3 separate regions of the Homo sapiens genome follow, and all the other regions are linked to region 1. Evidence: chromatin loops called from intact Hi-C (ENCODE). Cell type or tissue: PC-3. All regions are shown on one strand.

The links. A loop is a pair of places that touch in the nucleus more often than their neighbours do. Peaks named below come from ENCODE experiments on the same cell type or tissue, not always from the same donor. Only the 100,000 strongest peaks of a DNase experiment are listed, where the experiment ranks them.
Region 2: a loop joins it to region 1, with 4 times the contacts of the local background. A loop is called at or near these places in 6 of 110 quality-filtered maps.
Region 3: a loop joins it to region 1, with 3 times the contacts of the local background. A loop is called at or near these places in 11 of 110 quality-filtered maps.

Annotation. Positions count from the first base shown.
Region 1 is chr7:96,708,934-96,711,433 of GRCh38, forward strand. SEM1 (SEM1 26S proteasome subunit) reads right to left here and starts at 913. Exons shown (of 3, transcript NM_006304.2): 1 at 755-913. The coding sequence starts at 830. RefSeq lists enhancers at 728-927, 1,098-1,187. In PC-3, no CTCF peak of the experiment used is centred here; a DNase peak (open chromatin) is centred at 958; H3K4me3 peaks cover 1,574 bases; H3K27ac peaks cover 1,344 bases.
Region 2 is chr7:96,074,519-96,077,018 of GRCh38, forward strand. DYNC1I1 (dynein cytoplasmic 1 intermediate chain 1) reads left to right here. Exons shown (of 17, transcript NM_001135556.2): 15 at 1,539-1,679. Among named protein-coding and RNA genes, the nearest start is that of MIR591, 140 kb to the right of the region's middle. RefSeq lists enhancers at 1,259-1,866, 1,259-1,526, 1,506-1,679. In PC-3, CTCF peaks have their summits at 1,096 (motif pointing right) and 1,309; no DNase peak of the experiment used is centred here; H3K4me3 peaks cover 1,450 bases.
Region 3 is chr7:96,414,119-96,416,618 of GRCh38, forward strand. All of the region lies in intron 3 of LOC105375410 (a long non-coding RNA gene), which reads left to right. Among named protein-coding and RNA genes, the nearest start is that of SLC25A13, 93 kb to the left of the region's middle. In PC-3, a CTCF peak has its summit at 996 (motif pointing right); a DNase peak (open chromatin) is centred at 1,003.

The DNA of each region.
Region 1 (2,500 bases):
TTTTGAAGCTAAAAAAAAAAATGTGTAAGGTTTAGGTTCTTTTAAAAAAATATTTTATTTTTGTAGGGACAGGGTCTCGCTATGTTGCCCAGGCTGGTCTTGAACTCCTGACCTTATGTGATCCTCCTGCCTCTTCCTCCCAAACTGCTGCGATTACAGGCGTGAGCCACCACACCCGGCAAGTTTTAGGGTCTTATAAAGCATTAAGTTAGGTCACAGTTAAGTGATCAAAATGGTGAGGAACAGGAATGAGGCAATAATGTGTATTAAGCACCCCGTATCTTACCCTCCTATCCTACTTAATGAGGCTTCATTTGTAACATCCTAAAAGTTAAGCAGCATTGGCGTAACTACTGACAATTCAATTCTGGAAAGGTTTAAAGACAAAGAAAGACTGCTAAAACAAAAAGAAAAGGAGGTTATGTAGACTTGAACTAAGTTTAAGTGGTGAGTAACCCAGGTGAACAGTAAATGGACCAACCATCACAGACGCGGGGCTATGGGTCCAGACTCACGGTGGCTCCTCCCAGTGAGGAAGCCGAAGCCATTGGGCCTCACCAGTGAGTCCCAGCGCAACACCCCAAACCCGAATCTGGGGCGCCACTGAGGGGTGAGCGTTAGCGCCTCGAGTGCCGGCCCTGGGAGTCCAAACTTCCCGCCGGTGCCCCCAGCTGGGCCCGAGCACCCAAGCTACCTCCACACGGAGGCCTGAGTCACCGTTCGCGCGACACAGAAACCGGGGCCCAGCGGTTACCTTCGGCAGGGAACTCTTCAAACTCGTCGTCTTCCTCTAACAGACCTAAGTCTACCGGCTGCTTTTTCTCTGACATCTCGACTGTCCGCGCCCAACACCTCCCAGATAAGCAGAAAAGTTGGAACCCTCACTCTTCCTCAAGGAAACGCCACCGTCACTACCGCCTCCGACGCTGACGCTACCATAGAGACTTGGGGAAAGAATACGGGAGCAGCGCGAGGAATGCTGGGATACTGGAGGTCGGCCCAGCGCTTCCTGCGGGGTTAGCGCTTTTTCCGAGTTGTAGAGGTGATTTTTTTTTTTTTTTTTTTTTGGTCTCTACCTTGTTATTCGGACTCTCTGTATTGCCAAAGTTGAGATCCGTGTAGTTTTCCTGACTATAAGAGACTCATAATGTGTAAAACAAACAAACAAAAAAACCCTTAGTTTGCAACCGAGGAAGGAACTCTAGAGAGACTACAGTGTGACTGCAAACATTCATCAGCCCTTCACATACGTTATTACCTCCAGTCCTTAAGCCAGTTCCCTAAAGGTGGTATTAAATGTCTCCACATCACAGAAAATTCAGGTTCGGTAGGAAGCAGCCGAAGTCACTCAGGTAGTTCTAGACAACCGAAATGCAGATTTTTTTGCCTGGCTCCAATCTCCAGACTTTTCCATTAGGCAGTGTTTATAAGGTCTTAGAATTACTTTGTGGTAAAATAGCTTTTTAAATAGAATTTGTGTGGTGTGTATGTGTGTGTAGTAACTCTGGTTTACAGGTTATTATACAGTAATGCTATTTATGGATTTGTGTAACATTTTATGGTGTTCAAAATATATCATTTAGAATTGTTTGAATAGCATTTGAATATCATTTTGAATACAGTAGTGAACTTCATGGAACTCTATATATAATATATGGATGTATATGGATGAATATTATGGAATATACGTACACAAATTGAGTATTATTGTAAATGTTGATACATGTTCCAGATTATATCTATAAATGCCATTCCTTTATTCAACAATGTAAGGTCATACCGCTTACCAGGAGCTGTGCATCAAACATGTATAGACAAGGTCCCTTTCTTCAAGGAGCTTATATGCTGCTCAGAGACATGTAAACAGATAAATCACAATGAAACACAGTAATCCACTTGAATCTGCATCTTAATATTAGTGAGAAATGAACAGAGTGTTTGGGAATACAGAAAATTGAATAACTAAATGTAGAACAAACTTGGCCAAGAACTACAATTAGATGAAATTTTTAAAAAATGTATCTCTTATACTATTTGATTTATATAGATTACTGAAAATAATGGTATCTCACTACCAAAAAAATTATGTCAGGTAATGCATATCTTATTTAGTGTGATTTAGTCATTATACAATGTATTTGTATTTTAAAACATGTGCTCCCAAATATAGGCAATTTTTATTTGTCAATTAAAATAATTTTTTAAAGAAGGTAAAAAAAAAAAGATTTTGCCAAGGAATCAGAAAACCCAAATTTTAGTTCCTGGACCTATTATTTATTTCATTTGATATATGATGAAGTTTGTATCAATCCTTAGCAAAAGAAAAAAATCAACAGCAATATGGTGATTTTTTCCCCCTAAAACTATATTCAATTTAAAGAGAGATTGTTGATTTAAAAATCAACAATCTTACGTCAAGTTCCACCACCCCTGCCCTTTCTTCCATTGTACTGGTTTGTGAAATCCAGAATGCTGAAACTTAAATAACTTCTTATTTCAG
Region 2 (2,500 bases), 630 kb before region 1:
CCAGCCTGGGCGACAGAGCGAGACTCCGTCTCAAAAAAAAAAAAAAAAAAAAAAAAGTTTCTTCAGTTCTAAGCGGTGATTTTTAAATGTCAAAGAAATACAGTCCATAGAAAGAGAACTCACAGTTACTACACTACATTTTTGTGTGATATTTAGGTTACAGTTTTATTGTTTTCACACTGATTTTTCTCACTTTCATTTCAGCAGAGATATTTTGTGCATTTTATATTAACAGTTCACTTGGAGAAATCACTCTAATATTTGGAGCCGATTCCCTACAGATACATTCTTTAAACATTCTGTGCAGATAGGATTTGATTGTTCATATTGCATGTTATCTTTTCTTGATCTTATTACTCTGGCCTGTACAGGCATTCAGTGGAACCCATGAAGAGAGTACAGACAGCTGACTGGATGAAGAAGACATTGGGGAAAAAAACTCCCATTGTTTAGATTTCTGTCAGAGGATATAAGAATACTTAATTTCTTTTATCTCTAGGGCTTTCATTATCATTTAAATTTCATTTTACATTAATTGATCAGGGATTAGTAAAGCCATTATGCAGAAATTAGAATAAGACAAGCCAGATGGAATGAATAATTCATGAAGTCCAATTACGTTTTATTTCTGGTGTACTTTCAAACTTGCCTCTGACTTCTGTGCTATTTTGATGTGACAATATTCACTGGAAATCAAGAGTGCCATTTTAATTTATTGTATCCCTCTGGAGTGGAAGCATTTGTATGCACTAGGGGTATGTTAACGCATTTCCACACACACACCCCAACACCCAAAAGTCAATTTTGGGGGTTTTGAAAACACTGGGTGATCTAGGAATACTGTTCATTTTGTACAGAGGTTCAGGGGCACTTCAATGAGCCACACCAGTTCAACTGATTGGGGTGAGCTGACCCTATGCAGAGAGACTAAAGGCGTAGGATCGCGAAATGATTACCTCCTGGAAGAGCAGTAATCCTCTTTAAAATATTTGCACGCATTCCTCTCTGCAAAAGAACCCTTAAAATGTGAATTTGGCCTAGAGTTGGACTGGAGGTAGCAGCAGCTGTTGCAGCTACAGACGAGGACCACGAGGTGGCAGGGGTTGCCTTCAATGAAAGGGTTCGGGGCGGTCGGGACCGCCGGGGCTTCAGAACATCCCCGCGGGTCTGAGCCGGGCCGACCACGGTTGGGTTTAGGCTCCGAGCATCTCGCAAAGCGTTGCCGGGCGAGAATTCCGAACTAATGGAAAGTCCGGTCCACCTGTCTGGAATGTCTCATACAACTCTGTTGTCTGAAACCGCCTCCCCACCCCCGGTCCCAGCCACCAGCCCCTTGAGAGGCCCCCTCTCCCCCCGGTATTTATTTATGCCACTGGACAGTTCTAGTCACATTAAAGCTCCGGTTCACCTTCTCGAGGACTTTCATCTCGGGAAGTTTTATGACACTTTGTGAATGTGCAAAGTTTTTAATTAGGCTCTCTAGACAGCCCGAGGCAGCAGCAGCGCCACAAAGTCTTCACGGTCTCTCTGCTTTACAGCACAACAAGCCGCTCTACTCCTTTGAAGACAATGCAGACTATGTGTACGATGTCATGTGGTCCCCCGTGCATCCTGCGCTTTTTGCCTGCGTGGACGGGATGGGGCGCTTGGACCTCTGGAACCTCAACAATGACACCGAGGTGAGCGGCGGCTCAGGCGCCCGGGCCGGAGGGCTGGGAGGGGGGCGCAGTCGGCCACTCGCAGTCTCTCCCTCTTTCTCCAAAACGGCCTTTTTTGGACAGACCTTCCAACTGCAGCAGGGCTGCCGGCCCCCATTCTTGACTACCCTGAAGGGAATTGGCAGATGCATTGGCCAAAAATCACTTAATCTCCCTTCATCCCTAAACGGTGGCTGCTCTCGGACAATTAACGACCCTTTTTTGCAAAGAGCAAAACGTTATGCGTTCACACCTTTCCCTATGGGACAGGACACACAGGCATTTGTCAGAGCCGTGTTGAAATAACTTTATAGGCAAATACTTGGAAAAGAAAGCTTTTGTGGACGTCGATTTTTAGATTGGGCTTTTAAAAAGGGCTATTTGTCAGTGTTTGCTACTTGTACCGTTTCTATTTTGAATCCACAAAAGACGATTCTGTTGACTATTTTATGTTTAGATCTCTCATCCATTTGATTTGTACCAAGGTAAATATTCCTTGTCTAAGATATCAAATTCAGAGGCAGACTTTTACAACAGTCTCCAACTTTAAACATGAATATCAAACTCAGTATTTTTTTAAAAATAGATTTTAACATGTCACATTTACAGCAAGTGAAAATACCCATTTATTTTAAAAATCAGCCAGTAATAAATACTGTTTTTAAATTATGCTATAAAAATTTATGTTTTAAAAACTATGCCACATGCATTGTTCCTTTTTGCCAGTCTAGCAAAATTACTGAGTTGCTAATTCAGCTACTTGGATTTTTTTTTAACATAAATATTATTGTCCTTCAACTTTA
Region 3 (2,500 bases), 290 kb before region 1:
CCCAACAGCTACAGAGAGGTCTCTTGGTTCCTTAATAATATTATTTATTTTCTCTTCCTGGTGATATTACTGTGGCCTACTTGATTTTAAAGGCTTGGCTATACATTTTAAAAATTCATTAATGATGGAAAATAAAAAAGATACATTCATACCAAATAATTATGCCTAAGAAAATTCAAGCTTTCATTGTGTTTTAACCTGTTGGCCAGAGCTGGCCATTTGTATGTATTAAAAAGGCAGCTACCAACTATAATGACTGATTAAGGGACATACATCAACACCCCATTCCTCTTTGACCTCCATGTATCTGTCAAATTGGCTAAAGATCTTAACATTAGGATCATCCTTGAATAGCCATCTTAAGGATTTAAGAGTTTGAATTTACATGGGATAAGAAACATTTTACCTGGTTAATATAGGAGCTTGGCTAATTTACATGGATACCCCAATATCCCACTTATCTCTTAGCAGAGAGCAGGGCTCAGAGGGGAACTGAAAGTAAGAACAAAACTGAAAGGAAGTTGATAAAGAAAGACTTGGAACAGGAATTCCTGCCTAGGCCCAGTCCTGGATGCCTACAGAATGGCTCAAGGATGCTAGGGCTTACTTCTTATTACACCTTGAATGCCTAGCGCAGGGCCTGGCGCTGAATGAATGAATAAAGGAATGAATGTGTGGGTGTCAAGGTGAGAGGGTGTTTAATAAGTGTTGATGGTGGGGGCAGCCTCATAAAAATGACAGTAGATGGATGGGGGTTGCATGGGTGTATAGGGGATAAATTTTTAGAAATTTTTTTAAAGAGCAACTCTCAAGGCCTGGAATTTGTTTTGTGAACAGTCCCACAAAGCAGTTGCCTCTCACAGATTTACTGCATTTAGAAAAGTCCAGGTCCTCTTTCATGCTTTTCTCCCTGCACCCTAGCCCCAGAGTGTTAGCCATATTTTCTTCATGGCCATTGCATGGAACACCATCAATGAACTCAGCCTTTGTCCAGTAGACGGTGCTGTTGTACTCTGGCCCTGCTGCTGATGGCATCCTTCTTCCTCGTTAGTGTTTCATCACAGGATTTTATAATGAAAAGGTTCTCAGACATTTGGGGAAAGGCTTTTTTCCCCCCAAACTAGATGCAAAAATATCTTTTCACACGGGGCTCACCCCTCATGTCTTTTCAAAGAAGCACAGGAAAAAAAAAAGAAAATATTCATGTTTTTCCTGTTCTGGGAAACAAAAGAAAACAAAACAACAACCCAAATCTCTCAGGGATGAGGTCCTGACACCTTTGGCTGAATTAAGCTGTTGGGAGACAAGGAAGAGGTAATAGTGGTCAGGTAATCTCAACACTCAACCGCCATCCTGTTTTGGTGGAGGGCCCCAAGTAACACACTTGGTGGGAGGCCTGGGCTGAGCAGGATGGGTCTTCCTCCCAGGAGCCTGGGAGAACACAAGGCCAATTGTGAGGCAAGGTGCATGGGCTGCTGCAGGAGGGCTTGGGCAGCAGCTGTCCCCAGATGCCCACTGCCAATAAGTCTACAGAGCAGCACTGGCTGTGGCCTCAAAGGGACCGAGGAAGCTGCCACCCTGGCCTGGGGTCAAACTGTGTGTGGTGACAGGGAAAGGAATGTGGACTTTGGCAGAGTAAAGAGCGGAAATATGGGAGCCCAAGAGAAAAGCCACCTGGGCTTGTTGAAGCTTTACCACCAGCCAGGGAGGGCAGTGTTTCTTGTCCCTCAAGATGTGGTTTAGGAAGCCCCAATCTGTTAGGTGCTTTGAGAAGTCTCCCTCTCTATGAGGTACCATCTCACTAAATAAAAGGAGCTATTCAGTGCAGGGGAAAACTCACTGTTGGGTGCATTCCACGGAGAGTAAAGGCACATCAAAGAAAAAAGTCCTTTAACACACAGATTTCTCCTTGACTTGGATTGTTGTAAAACTAGTGTGCAACTAAGAATTACAGAAAATCTTCAAAGGGAGAAATTACTTAGTGAAAAATTTTCATTATAGCCATGAATGGTGATAAGCAGGTTGGATTAGGGATGTGACCATCCGGGTCTTTCACTTTTCTAGGTCTGATGGATTTGGATACATCACAATATCTCTGAGTCTCAGTTTCATTCCTGTAAAACGGCATACTCATTCCTGTCCTATCTCCCTCATTAGGTTGAGCATTCTGAGACTCAGAGAAGTTCACTCATGTGGAAAAACAGTTTGTCAGTTCTAAAGTTCCATGCAAGTGTGAAGATTTATATTAGCTAGGAATTACATCCTTTTCCTCCCGTCTGCAGAACACCTCCCTGCCACAGTGCAGAATACAGAAGTTTTACACATAGTAAATATTAAAATGAAGAGACAAAAAGGCAAAAACAAAAATGCATGTGGTTACTGAGCAAACACTGAGATGGAATTATTTCACATTGCAGTGAACAAAGGGACATTTCCAGTATTATTCCCAATCCTATACAGTTGGTGTTCCAAAGGCCAGGTAGTTGCATGTTACTGTAAA